Regions from separate parts of the Homo sapiens genome. Here region 2 is linked to region 1. A link is an interaction called in ENCODE POLR2A ChIA-PET data of the cell type or tissue named here. Cell type or tissue: endothelial cell of umbilical vein. All regions are shown on one strand. Links, peaks and the distances in the headings refer to the core of each region. The heading gives the core; the rest is flanking DNA.

Region 1 (6,912 bases), core at 1,317-6,316:
CGGAGAGCACTGAAGAAGTTCCTGTAGTGACCCTGGGTCACTACAGAAAAATACCAGGGAAAGATGAATGATGTGGGAAGAAGGTAAGCATGAGAGTCAGGGCATTTTTCAGGAGGAAGAATGTAGAGTTTGGTGACTAATTGGATGTGGTAGGTGTTGAGTAAACAGAAGGAGGTGAAAGCTCCTTCCAAGCTCTGGCTTGAGTTATGCATCTAAGGGAATTAACGGGGGTGGGGTGGGGGTGGGAAGAAAAGCACAACAAAGGAAATCTAAAATTCATGAGCTCCTTAGGTGCTTTGAAGTCCTCCTTCCTTCTGCAAAAAGGAAAGCTTAGCATTGTCTGCAGTTAGCATCAATAAACAAAGATCTTAAATAAAAGCTTTGGGTATGTGTGTGACTCAGTGAGACATAGAATCACAAATCACTGTTCTCCCCACTATTAGAAAAGTATTAAAGAAAATTGGAAAAGTATTACGGAAAATTGGAAAAGTGAGAAAATTGGAAAAGTGAGAAAAGATGTATTTTAAAGAATGTTCACGCAGTATTATTTCTAATAGCGTACAACTGAGAACAACCTATGTGTCAACTCTAGAAGACTGGTTAAATAAATCCTGATAGAGTTACACTTGAGTGTCATGTAGTAATTAGTAATGGCATCTTTGAGCTGGGCGTGGTGGCTCACGCCTGTAATCCCAGCACTTTGGGAGGCCGAGGTGGGCAGATCACGAGGTCATCGAGACCATCCTGGCCAACACAGTGAAACCCTGTCTCTACTAAAAATACAAAAATTAGCTGGGCGTGGTGCCGTGCGCCTGTACTCCTAGCTATTCAGGAGACTGAGGCAGGAGAATCACTTGAACCTGGGAGGAAGAGGTTGCAGTGAGCCGAGATTGCGCCACTGCACTCCAGCCTGGTGACAGTGCAAGACTCCATCTCAAATAAATAAATAAATAAATAAATAAAAAAATAAATAAATAAAGGCATCTTTGAACTGCATGTCTTGATGTGAAAAGAAGTGAGGAAAAGGGACCACAGAAAAGTTGGGATAGTGTGATACTCCCCTCACACAAACACAGAAAAATGTCTAAGAGATAAATACCAAAATACCTGCAGTTTTTCTTCGGGTGGATGGATTAGAGGCATTTTTCCTTTTAGGATGCCTAGTTTCTCTGATTTTCACCTGTAAGATTGAATTAGTTCTATATAAAACATATGTCTTAATAGGAACAAAAAGCACCACTGAAATTTCGTAACAGTGTTGATTTGTCACCTATATGTCTATACCCAATGTGTCTTCAGTTAGTTATGCAGAACACCTGTGTCCCAGACTCCTGAGAGAGTCAACTTTGAAGGACATCTTAAATAACCTGCCCTTCTGCCCTGCCCCTGGGTACTGTGTGTTAAGTCCTTGATTACAGAAAAGCTATAAACCTGACTGGTTACTTTAACTCTTTCCCCTCACCTGGAACTGTCCCAGAGTCATGCTTTAATGTGATATCTGAAATTGACAGAAAGCAATTAGATAACCTACCTTTAGATCCCATGAAAACTAATATTTGTATCTGCTGTCTTGTAGTACAGTTATTTGTGTAGGTTCTTTATATATCCTATTAAATTGAAAGATCCAGGAAGGCAGAATTTATGTCTGATTAAGGCTTGCACTCCCTAGAGTGCCAATAGTTTTTGTATATTTGGCATTTAATATTCATAAAGAGAATTGTTGATGAATTATTGTATATGACTCAGTGAAATACAAATATTCCTTGACTTATAATGAGATTATGTCCCAATAATCCCATCGTAAGTGGAAAATATTTTAAGTTGAAAATTCACGTAATGCTGAACATCATAGCTTAGCATAGCCTACCTTAAACATGCTCAGAACACCTACATTAGCCTACAGGTAAGCAAAATCATCTAACGTAAAGTATATTTTATAATAAAGGGTTAAGTATTTCATGTAATTTATTAAATACTATACTGAAAGTAAAAACCAGAATGGTTGTATGAGTACTCAAAGTATGGTTTCCACTGAATGTGTGTCGCTCTCACATCATCATAAAGTTGAAAATCTTAAGTGGAACCATTGTAATTTGGAAACTTAAGTCTGTACATTAGGTTTAGAATTTAGTAGTAGATGTTTCTTTCCTTAAGAATGAAGGGCCTTCCTTTTTTTAACTAATTAGAATTATGTAAGGCATTCTTTTCTTTTTTTGTTTTTTCTACTCTGGCTTTTAAAATTCTCAATCCCACTACAATACCCTACAGTTAACCTACTTCCTTCCTCCTCCACATGGTCTAGAGCTTTTATGAACCAAATGAACCTGCGCATACACAACGCATACGTGAGTTACCACAAAGCCATTTTGGAAGTCGAAGGAATACAAATATAAACAGCTTAGTCATAAGATGTTTAATAATAAACAATTAAACCAAGGTTAAAAGCAAACTTAAAATGAAAAATACTGAGTTTCCATCACAGCCTAGTACAAGTTCTCCAACTGGCCTTGCTTCCCTCTGACCTCTTGGCCACTATCACCCCCCGCATCCCCCATCCAGGATGGGCTCTGGCCATCTTCCCATTCCTTGAATACCTCTGTCTCTGGGATTTCAGGAGCTTTCCTGGCCTGAAACACTTTTTCCCAAGCACTTGATGTGGCCACTCTTCCTCAGCATCCTGGTTTCTTCCACAGGCCTTACCCAACCATCCTTTCCCCATGAGTTCTCTCCCTAAGATCCGTTTCTCCCCATTCTTAATGTATTCATGGCATCATGGCTGGGGTGGCCTGGCTGCCTCCCCCGCTGCCTCCCTGAGGACAGTCCCCTTGTCTTTCCTCCTCACTACTGCAGCCCAGTGTCTAGAAGAGGGAGGGCCTGGCTTATCATAGGCACCGAATAAATATTTGTTCCAGCAGAGAATGAATGAATAATTAAAGGCACTTTTCCCCTAGGTTATACAGAAGAAACCTTATCCTTTCTCCCAGAAGATTGTTTTCGGACTCAGCTATGGGAGAAGAGAGGGAGGCACTGGAGAAAATGGCTCAGTAAGGGGAATTGCCGAGATGCTCAACCTGGTTTCCCTCAGAGTTGCCCTTTTGTGGGTTTTATATGTAGGGTTCTACTCTGTTTATAATAAGGATTTGGCAGCTACAATAAAATGTGAAAAGCAATGATCAACATAACTGATATGCCTGCAAAAGAATCCTGTCTCTAATCAGTACTGAAAATTGAAATCAAGTTTCTATAAAAAACCTAATCCCAATCATTACATGTTGCAGTCCATAAAGAAGTGGAAAGGTACAAATGGGAAAAAAAAACCCATTCCAAACACATCATTTCCTCTGCATTACCTAGCAGATCATTAACACTGCTTGGAAGCATCACATCCGCCTGTATGATGTCATCTTAATTGGAAGCAAGCATACCTCCTCACATAAGGATATATATGTTGGATATAATGCTAACATTTTGATGTCTTGATCCCCCATCCTGCCTGTGTTCATATTTCATTTTGTCCCCTTACCAAATGCCTTCAAAGAAAAACTCTGAAGGAAAAATGAATATACTTCATTTATTTTTAAACTCTGCCAAATCATCTCAGACAGGCAATGGAAAGGAAAAGAGGAAAATGCTTGGTGTAATAGAGCCATATTTTTACTGCAGGTCCTCCATTTAATTCTGAGGACCTCTGGCTGCCTTCCTTTCAGAATGCAACCCCATTCAAGTCTTACATTATCTTGCCTACTTTCAGCCATTCATTATTGCAGAAGTCACACCACAATGGAATTCTGCCAATATGAGTTTAATGTCACTTTTATATGACCTAACTGTATACCTTGGCCGTATTCCCATTTGTGAAATGGGAATCAGACCTGAATCTATGGGTCAGCGTGAAGGTTATTTATATTTGGAATCCTTTGTGTAACACTGAATATTAAGACCACGGGTTTTTAACTGAGACTCCTAAAAACTTGGCCTGTATCTACTGCTCCCCAAATAATGCTGTTTCACGTGACAAGGTTATACTCCTTCTCGAAGCAGAAGCAGCAATGAAGAGAAAACACCAATCTACGGTTCCACAACAAAGGGCTCTTTCCTTTCTCAATCAATAATTCTGACAAATCTGTTCTCTACAACTTTACGTGTAAGTGATAAATGATTTGAGGAATGTGTTGATATTAATATGAACTGTCTTCTTTTTCCTCCATGTATGATTAGCATCAATGAATTGAATGAATGTGCCACTTGGCAGTTTTAAACAAAGAAGTGGTAAAAAGACATCACCAGAGCCTACAGAGAAATAATGAAAAAGAAACTTTGACCATAAGACAAATTGTTCTTCAGAAAGGACCAGAATAGAAACACCAGTTCAAATTAGGGCCAGTTTTATTTAAGAGATGCATTAACCATCTGGAAAACATGATAAGCAGCATGTTGATTAAATCAGCAGGCTGCTCCAAAGAGGCTGGCTCGCTGGCCACTGGAGAACAAATTTCACGTATAGGGGATGTTTAGAAATAGACATGGAGAATAAGAAAGCAACAGTGCCAAGGTATAACGTGCTTGGTTGTAATTTATACACTGACATAGCTGCAGGTAGAATAAAGTAGCAGCTAGTCTTTTCACAAGTGTTCACTGGAGGACATTATAACAAACGCCTCTGGTCTCTATTCTTTTTAGAAATGTATATTTAGTTTACAAGAGCTTCTCTCTTATCCTATTGCCTCTTCTCTAAAATATAAGAAATACATGCTCTAGGCCAATCGATTTGAAGCTTGAATGTTTTTTTTCACATTCAGTACTAAAAATTGGAATCAAGTTTCTATAAAAAACTGAATCCCAATCACTATGTATTCCATAAAAATGACAAAGGAAGGGTACAAATGGGACAAAAACCCATGCTTGAGATGCTTGTTAAAAAAGAATACCTATTTCTGGGCCACACTCCTGAGGTAGGGCCCAGTGATATGTCTTTAATTAACAAGTGCCCCAGCTAACCCAGCGTGGCATCAGTGCTCGTCCTTGGCTTTTGGGTTGGTCAGTTCAGGAGTCTGTTAAATTGCCACTAGGGGGAGTGTTGGCCAAACTTTGCACTTCTGGCAAAGGGAGGGTGCTGCTGACCACTTCCAGAAAGCAGCTCAGATTCAGGGAGAGAAAGGACAGAGAAAGGAAAGAGCAAGAGAAATCCGTGTCCCTGGATAGGTAACACCAATAGGAGTTTCTGGTAGGGATTCAGGCACCTGGTGATGAACAGCTGACATCTTAGAGATTAATGATAAAAGACCCAGTGATGGAAACACGAAATAAAAAAGAATTCAGGCTTTGGAAAGAGAATGCAACCTAGCTAATATCTTCTCCCTCCACCTCTCATTCATGCCCCTTTCAGGGAAATGGAAAGTAAACAAACTAACCAGGGAACATCAGGATTTGGTGGCATCCTCAGTCTCAATATATTATGCAGGCATGATTTTTGTATGTGCTTTGCCTGTTATTATAACCCTTCCATTATGTTTATATTAAATTTTTGTTTTAGTAAGTTTATTATCTAATTATAGAAATATTACCTTCCAATTGAGTAATATTAGAAAGAAATATAAAAATAAAAGGAAGAAGTTAAAAATCACTTGTAATCCTTACACTGCAATAATGAGTGTTAACATTGTGGTGCAGAGTCTTCCAGAATTATTTTTAAGTTTATAATTCCATGCTTTTTTTTCTAGATGAAATCATTCTATTGGTTTTATTTCTCCCCACAACCATTAATATCATCAGCTCACTCCAATGACATGAGTCTTCCTAAAGTCTCTCTTAAAATATCAAAGAATATTTATTCTGCACTTCTGATTTTCTTAGGATAAAGTCTTTGACTTGGAATAGAAGGATAAATATCACAGAAAATTTTAAGTTCTTAATATATATTGCCATTTTCAGAAAGACTGTACTAATCTATACTTCAACTGGCAAAGTATGACACTTTGCTTTATGAGCAATGTATATATTTTATCCCAAATATATTATTCACAGATAGCCCATAGTTATTTTGTTTGTGCAGGCATGCGTGTCTGGGTGTACTAATTGAGCTTTGTAAAGCACACTGGCATATTGCCACCCATTAAATTCATTAATAATATTTTAATCAGCTCTATGTCTCTATGTCATTTTCAATTAAATTTTGTTAATTCTTACATTTTCTCTACATTTTATTTGATAGATTGTCAATGTCAATTGTCAATTATTTCTATTAAATAATTGCCTTAACAGAAATAGTTCTTAGATTCATTTATTGATTCTATTATTTCTTTTATTTTCTAGTTTATTGCCTTGCATTATCTTTCCTTTTGTATTCTTTGGGTGCTTTTGTTGTTATTTTCTAAAATGAGTTATATCCTGAGTTCACTTGTTTTCATTCTTTCTATATAAATAATTAAAAAAAATAATTTTGGGGCTACAAATATACTATTTGAGGGCAGCTTTGGCTATATCCCATAAGTTTTGGCATGTGATGTTCTCACTGTCATCATTTTTGTAATCTTTAGTAGTAGTTTAGATTTCCTCTTTGGTTCAGTGGTTATTTAAAAGCCTTTGAGAATTTATTGAGGATCTTTAGCCATGTAAGTGATGCATTTTTGAAAAAGTTGCATGGATACTGAAAAATAAGGCATACTCTCAGTGGAGGGTATCAATTCAGTATGTACCTACCTAGTAGTTGACATGTTAATTATATTATTAAAGTATTCTATATATTATATTTTAACATAATACAGTTACCATGTAAAGACATGCCATCACAGCTATATTTAAAGGTATCAATTCAATATGTACCTATTAGTTGACACATTAATTATATTATTGAAGTATTCTATAGATTATATTTTAACATACTAGAGTAATAGTGTAATGAATGTCAGTCCA
Region 2 (6,912 bases), core at 667-5,666, 410 kb before region 1:
CTCAGGCTGGAGTGCAGTGGCACGATCTCAGCTCATGGCAACCTCTGTCTCCTGGGTTCAAGTGATTCTGCTGCCTCAGCCTCTCATGTAGCTGAGATTACAGGCACACGCCACCATGCCCAGCTAATTGTTGTATTTTTAGTAGAGACGGGGTTTCACCATGTTGGCCAGGCTGGTCTCCAACTCCTGACCTCAGGTGATCTGCCCACCTCGGCCTCCCAAAGTGCTGGGATTATAGGTGTGAGCCCCTGTGCCCGGCCGTGCTTCTAAGATAGAGAAATTCAGCTGAACAGCAGGCTGCTATAATGGAGTGGAGTTGGTGAGGAGAGGGTGGGGAAGAGCCCAGAGCCAAAGAATCTTGAAAATACTTTTTCTCAATAACTCACCCACTGCAGACATCATTTCCAATCATGGCATATATAACGATGGCGGGATAGTCCAACACCTTGTTTCTAGACAAGCTGAGAAGGCATAGATGGAATCTGAATGTCAGATACTTGGAAACCTAGCTTTGTAGCCAGTGACACAGGCTGGGCCTTTGAAAACAATCTTGGTATGACCACCCTCTTGGCAACTTTTTGCTATTTTTCTTTCATTCTAGTACAGCCAACCACCATTCCCATCTCCCATTTATTCTCTATAATCATTATCCCACTTGCCTATTAGAGAAAGGCCACATAAATGCATAAAATTGAAAAGAATGGATTGAGGTCCTGGGTAAATAGACACAATGCTATCTTCTTGGCATCTTTCACAGCAATTGCATCAATAAGCACAGGCGAGTTATTGGGTTCCTTATGTCCATGTTCTTAGGATAACCTGGCAGCCGTGGACCCATAGTCAACTTTGAAAAGGCAAAGGCTTCTTGAGGCTTCCAGTCAGGACACCTCGAGCCTTGCTTCTGAATTTCAAGCCCCAAATAAGCATAAAAAATGTTTTCTCATTCATAAAGCAGGGATATGACATCATCCTTTTGTCTGTCAGAGCTAAGTTTTACCAACTCTCTATGCATTTTTATCACCCTTCTTTGAGGACATATGCAAATTAATCACTTTCTATGCTCACTGGCCCAAGGAGTGATATCCTTGAGTTTGGATAGTGACTAACAAGCTATTTATGCTCAGTAAAAATGATTATGGGGTAATAACAGAGTTTTCATTCCTTATTCAAAATGAGAAACCAAATTAAAAACAACTTCTTATCTTCTGCTTACCTTTCTATAAATTTCTTCAGGTTTCGGGAAGATGCACCTGAATAATTAAAATTAAGAAAACAATTAAAGTTAGTGAGTTCAATTTCACACTATCAATATGGGAGTCTGATTGACTGAACTCATGAAAGCGGCATTACTGTTCGGGCAAAGGTTGTTCTGACCAACACATTGATGGAAATAATTTTCTTCCAATCAGTTTCTGTAGTGTTTAATCCTGGAACTCTCCTTAAGGGCTTTTCTGTTTATTTAGCAGTATATTAACAAAACCAAAATTTATTTGGATTCATGGGTCTTCAGACATTTCCTAAGCATAAATGAGTAAATCTTCTAGTAGATGTGAGAAAAAAAGTATGTATCTACTACCAAAGAGACAAACTACCGAAAATATTCAAGAATGAGTTGAAGAATTAGAGGAAAACGAAAAGAATGTTACGAGAATTACCCACCTCCTTGGAGAGCCCCATTTAATCTCCTCCTATTATTCTTGCACACTCCCAAGGCTCCCGCAGGCTGTCTGGTCAACACAAGGTTCAGATTGTAGAGTTGATATATTTCAACTCTTGTAATGATATGCATGACCATCCTGCCCCAATCCCCGTTACCACCTGTAACATATCTCTTATATGAAAACCCAGACCGGGCGTGGTGGCTCACACCTGTAATCCCAGCACTTTGGGAAGCTGAGGCGGGCGGATCACTTGAGGTCAGGAGTTCGAGACCAGCCTGGCCAACATGGCGAAACCTTGTCTCTACTAAAAATACAAAAAAATTAGCCAGGCGTGGTGGCGTGCGCCTGTAATCCCAGCTACTCGGGAGGCTGACGCAGGAGAATTGCTTGAACCTGGGAGGCAGAGGTTGCAGTGAGCTGAGATCATGCTGCTGCACTCCAGCCTGGGTGACCAGAGAGAGACTTGTCTCAAAAAAAAAAAAAAGAAAATCATATTTGTTGAATACTTATTTTATTCTAGGTGCTGTTAAACTTTTACAGCTCATTTAAGCTGTGGTACAATTGTGTGAGGTAGCTACTGTTGTATTCCCACTTTTAAATTAGGAAACTGAGGCCCACCTAAGTGGCTTGCCCAAAGCCACACAGGTACTCATTCGAAGAACTGCAGTTCATACCAGTCCCTTCCGTCTGCCATCCTGAGCTCTGGCTTCCTGTGGACAGTGCTCCTCTAGGCTGTAGTTGAGAAAGAGTTAACCCAAACCAGTGTACTGTCTTTTTGTCCCCAAGAGACAGATCTGCTAGAAATAAGCAAGTGATTGTCAGGTGGGTGGTGCAACTCGGTGGACCGAGTTGGAGAAATACCATCCAGTTGCCCCTTTCCATAGGAAGATTCTTCTATAACTTCCAGCCTTGGAAGCTTGGGGATAAGTGCATTTTACCGGAGACCCAGGTATGTTCTTCCAGTTCCACGTGGGAAAAAGGGCAGCGTGTAGCCATGAAGGGTATGCTGGCCTGTGTCTCACTGAAGCTGTGTAGCTATGCAATGATTGCCTCTTTGTCACATGCAGCTAGTGGCAAGCTGTACAGGCAGCACTGATGTTCTCTTGGTTGATTCAGGAAATGTTAGCACATTAAATAAATATTGCTTTATTTCCATTTTATTATGGTAAAATGTACATCTCATTTCTTTCTTTTTTTTTTTTTTTTAGACAGAGTCTTGCTCTGTTGCCCAGGCTGGAGTGCAGTGGTGCGATCTTGGCTTACTGCAATCTCTGCCTCCTGGGTTCAAGTGATTCTCCTGCCTCAGCCTCCTGAGTAGCTGCGATTACAGGCATGTGCCACCATGCTTGGCTAGTTTTTGTATTTTTAGTAGAGATGGGGTTTCACCATGTTGGTCAGGCTGGTGTCGAACTCCTGACCTCATGATCTGCCTGCCTTGGCCTCCCAAAGTGCTGGGATTACAGGTGTGAGCCACCGCATCTGGCCTCATTTCATCTTTCCATCCCTTTTGAGTGTACAATTCAGTGGCATTCAGTTCATTTACATTGTTGTGCAACCATCATCACCACCCATCTCCAGAACTTTTCCATCATTCCAAACCGAAACTCAAAATGCATTAAAGAATAACTTTCCACTAACTCCTCCCTCCAGTCCCTGATAGCCACCCTCCTACTTTCTGCCCTTACGCATTTAACTATTCTAGGCACCTCATGTAGATGGCTCATGTCATACTTGTCCTTTTGGGTCTGGTTTATTTTACTCAGTATAATGTCCTCAAGCTTCATTCATAACACATTTTGTTTATCCATTCATTCTTTGATGGCCATTTGGGTTGTTTCCACCTTTTGGTTGTTGTGAATAACGCTGCTATGGATAGTCCCTGCTTTCAAGTGTTTTGGACGTATGGTATATCTAACTGAAAGTGCTGGGCTGTATTGTAATACTATGTTTAATTTTTTTTAGAAATGACTATATCATCTTCTTTCTTTTTTGTAGTGAGGCAAGGAATCATTATTATTATTTTAATTTCAACTTTTACTTTTGATTCAGGGGATACAGGTGCACTTCTGTTACCTGGGTATATTGTGTAATGCTGAGGTTTGGGGGACAATTGATCCCATCACCCAGGTACTGAGCATAGCAGACCCAATAGGTAATTTTCTTTATTTTTTATTTTAAGTTCCAGGATACATGTGTAGGTTTGTTACATAGGTAAATATGTGCCATGGTGGTTTGCTGCACCTATCAAGCCATCACCTAGGTATTAAGCCCAGCACTCCCACAACAGGCCTCAGCATGTGTTGTTCCCCTTCATGTGTCCAAGTGTTCTCATTGTTCAGCTACCAATCATAAGTGAGAACATATGATGTTTGGTTTTCTGTTCCTGTGTTAGTTTGCTGAGGATAAAGGTTTCCAGCTCCACCCATGTCCCTGCAAAGAACATGATCTCATTCCTTTTTATGGTTGCATAGTGTTCTGTGGTGTATGTGTACCACATTTTCTTTATCCAGTCTATCATCAATGGGTATTTGGGTTGATTTCATCTCTTTGCTATCATGAATAGTGCTGCAATGAACATACACATGCATGTATCTTTATAACAGAATGATTTATATCCCATTGGGTATATAACCATAATGGGATTGCTGGGTCAAATGGTATTTCTGGTTCTAAATCTTTGAGGAAGTGCCACACTGTCCTCCACAATGGTTGAACTAATTTACATTCCCACCAACAGCGTAAAAGCATTCCTATTTCTCCACAACCTCGCCAGCATCTGTTTCTTGACTTTTTAATAATCGCTGCTCTGACTGTCATTTTCAACCCTTGCTCCCCTCCATGCCTCCCCACCTCTAGTAGTCTTGTGCCTATTCTTGCCATCTTTATGTCCATGAGTATCCATTGTTTAGCTCCTACTTGTAAGTGAGAACATATGGTATTTGGTTTTCTGTTTCTACATTAATTCGCTTAGGATAATGGCCTTCAGCTGCCTCCATGTTACTAGCAACGACATGATTTAGTTCTTTTTATGGCTGCATAGAATTCCATGGTGTATATGCACCACATTTTCTTTTTTTTTTTCTTTTTTTATTATTATTATACTTTAAGTTTTAGGGTACATGTGCACAATGTGCAGGTTACTTACATATGTATACATCTGCCATGCTGGTGCGCTGCACCCACTAACTCGTTATCTAGCATTAGGTATATCTCCCAATGCTATCCCTCCCCCCTCCCCCCACCCCACAACTGTCCCCAGAGTGTGATGTTTCCCTTCCTGTGTCCATGTGTTCTCATTGTTCAATTTCCATCTATGAGTGAGAACATGCGGTGTTTGGTTTTTTGTCCTTGCAATAGTTTACTGAGAATGATGATTTCCAATTTCATCCATGTTCCTACAAAGGACATGAATGAATGTCCCTACAAAGGTCATCATTTTTTAGGGCTGCATAGTATTCCATGGTGTATATGTGCCACATTTTCTTAATCCAGTCTATCATTGTTGGACATTTGGGTTGGTTCCAAGTCTTTGCTATTGTGAATAGTGCCGCAATAAACATACGTGTGCATGTGTCTTTATAGCAGCATGATATATAATCCTTTGGATGTATACCCAGTAATGGGATGGCTGGGTCAAATGGTATTTCTAGTTCTAGATCCCTGAGGAATCGCCACGCTGATTTCCACAATGGTTAAACTAGTTTACAGTCCCACCAACAGTGTAAAAGTGTTCCTATTTCTCCACATCTTCTCCAGCACCTGTTGTTTCCTGACTTTTTAATGATCGCCATTCTAACTGGTGTGAGATGGTATCTCATTGTGGTTTTGATTTGCATTTCTCTGATGGTCAGTGATGAGCATTTTTTCATCTGTCTTTTGGCTGCATAAGTGTCTTCTTTTGAGAAGTGTCTGTTCATATCCTTTGCCCACTTTTTCATGGGGTTGTTTGTTTTTTCTTGTAAATTTGTTTGAGTTCATTGTAGATTCTGGATATTAGCCCTTTGTCAGATGAGTAGGTTGGGAAAATTTTCTCCCATTTTGTAGGTTGCCTGTTCACTCTGATGGTAGTTTCTTTTGCTGTGCAGAAGCTCTTTAGTTTAATTAGATCCCATTTGTCAATTTTGGCTTTTGTTGCCATTGCTTTTGGTGTTTTAGACATGAAGTCCTTGCCCATGCCTATGTCATGAATGGTAATGCCTAGGTTTTCATTTAGGGTTTTTATGGTTTTAGGTCTAATGTTTAAGTCTTTAATCCATCTTGAATTAATTTTTGTATAAGGTGTAAGGAAGGGATCCAGTTTCAGCTTTCTGCATATGGCTAGCCAGTTTTCCCAGCACCATTTATTAAATAGGGAGTCCTTTCCCCATTGCTTGTTTTTCTCAGGTTTGTCAAAGATCAGATAGTTGTAGATATGCGGTGTTATTTCTGAAGGCTCTGTTCTGTTCCATTGATCTATATCTCTGTTTTGGTACCAGTACCATGCTGTTTTGGTTACTGTAGCCTTGTAGTATAGTTTGAAGTCAGGTAGCATGATGCCTCCAGCTTTGTTCTTTTGGCTTAGGTTTGACTTGGTGATGTGGGCTCTTTTTTGGTTCCATATGAACTTTAAAGTAGTTTTTTCCAATTCTGTGAAGAAAGTCATTGGTAGCTTGATGGCGATGGCATTGAATCTACAAATTGCCTTGGGCAGTATGGCCATTTTCACAATATTGATTCTTCCTACCCATGAGCATGGAATGTTCTTCCATTTGTTTGTATCCTCTTTTATTTCATTGAGCAGTGGTTTGTAGTTCTCCTTGAAGAGGTCCTTCACGTCCCTTGTAAGTTGGATTCCTAAGTATTTTATTCTCTTTGAAGCAATTGTGAATGGGAGTTCACTCATGATTTGGCTCTCTGTTTGTCTGTTATTGGTGTATAAGAATGCTTGTGATTTTTGTACATTGATTTTGTATGCTGAAACTTTGCTGAAGTTGCTTATCAGCTTAAGGAGATTTTGGGCTGAGACAATGGGGTTTTCTAGATATACAATCATGTCGTCTGCAAACAGGGACAATTTGACTTCCTCTTTTCCTAATTGAATACCCTTTATTTCCTTCTCCTGCCTAATTGCCCTGGCCAGAACTTCCAACACTATGTTGAATAGGAGTGGTGAGAGAGGGCATCCCTGTCTTGTGCCAGTTTTCAAAGGGAATGCTTCCAGTTTTTGCCCATTCAGTATGATATTGGCTGTGGGTTTGTCATAGATAGCTCT

Evidence for each region. Peaks named below come from ENCODE experiments on the same cell type or tissue, not always from the same donor. Only the 100,000 strongest peaks of a DNase experiment are listed, where the experiment ranks them.
Region 2: POLR2A ChIA-PET joins it to region 1 with 5 read pairs; 2 of 35 experiments call an interaction of 5 or more read pairs at or near these places.

What each region holds. Positions count from the first base shown.
Region 1 is chr7:36,962,441-36,969,352 of GRCh38, forward strand. The region is part of intron 16 of ELMO1 (engulfment and cell motility 1); the gene reads right to left. Among named protein-coding and RNA genes, the nearest start is that of ELMO1-AS1, 32 kb to the right of the region's middle. In endothelial cell of umbilical vein, for the core only: a CTCF peak has its summit at 5,068 (motif pointing right); DNase peaks (open chromatin) are centred at 3,791 and 5,081.
Region 2 is chr7:36,548,226-36,555,137 of GRCh38, forward strand. AOAH (acyloxyacyl hydrolase) reads right to left here. Exons shown (of 21, transcript NM_001637.4): 14 at 1,214-1,250; 15 at 387-461. Among named protein-coding and RNA genes, the nearest start is that of AOAH-IT1, 48 kb to the right of the region's middle. RefSeq lists an enhancer at 757-926. In endothelial cell of umbilical vein, for the core only: no CTCF peak of the experiment used is centred there; no DNase peak of the experiment used is centred there.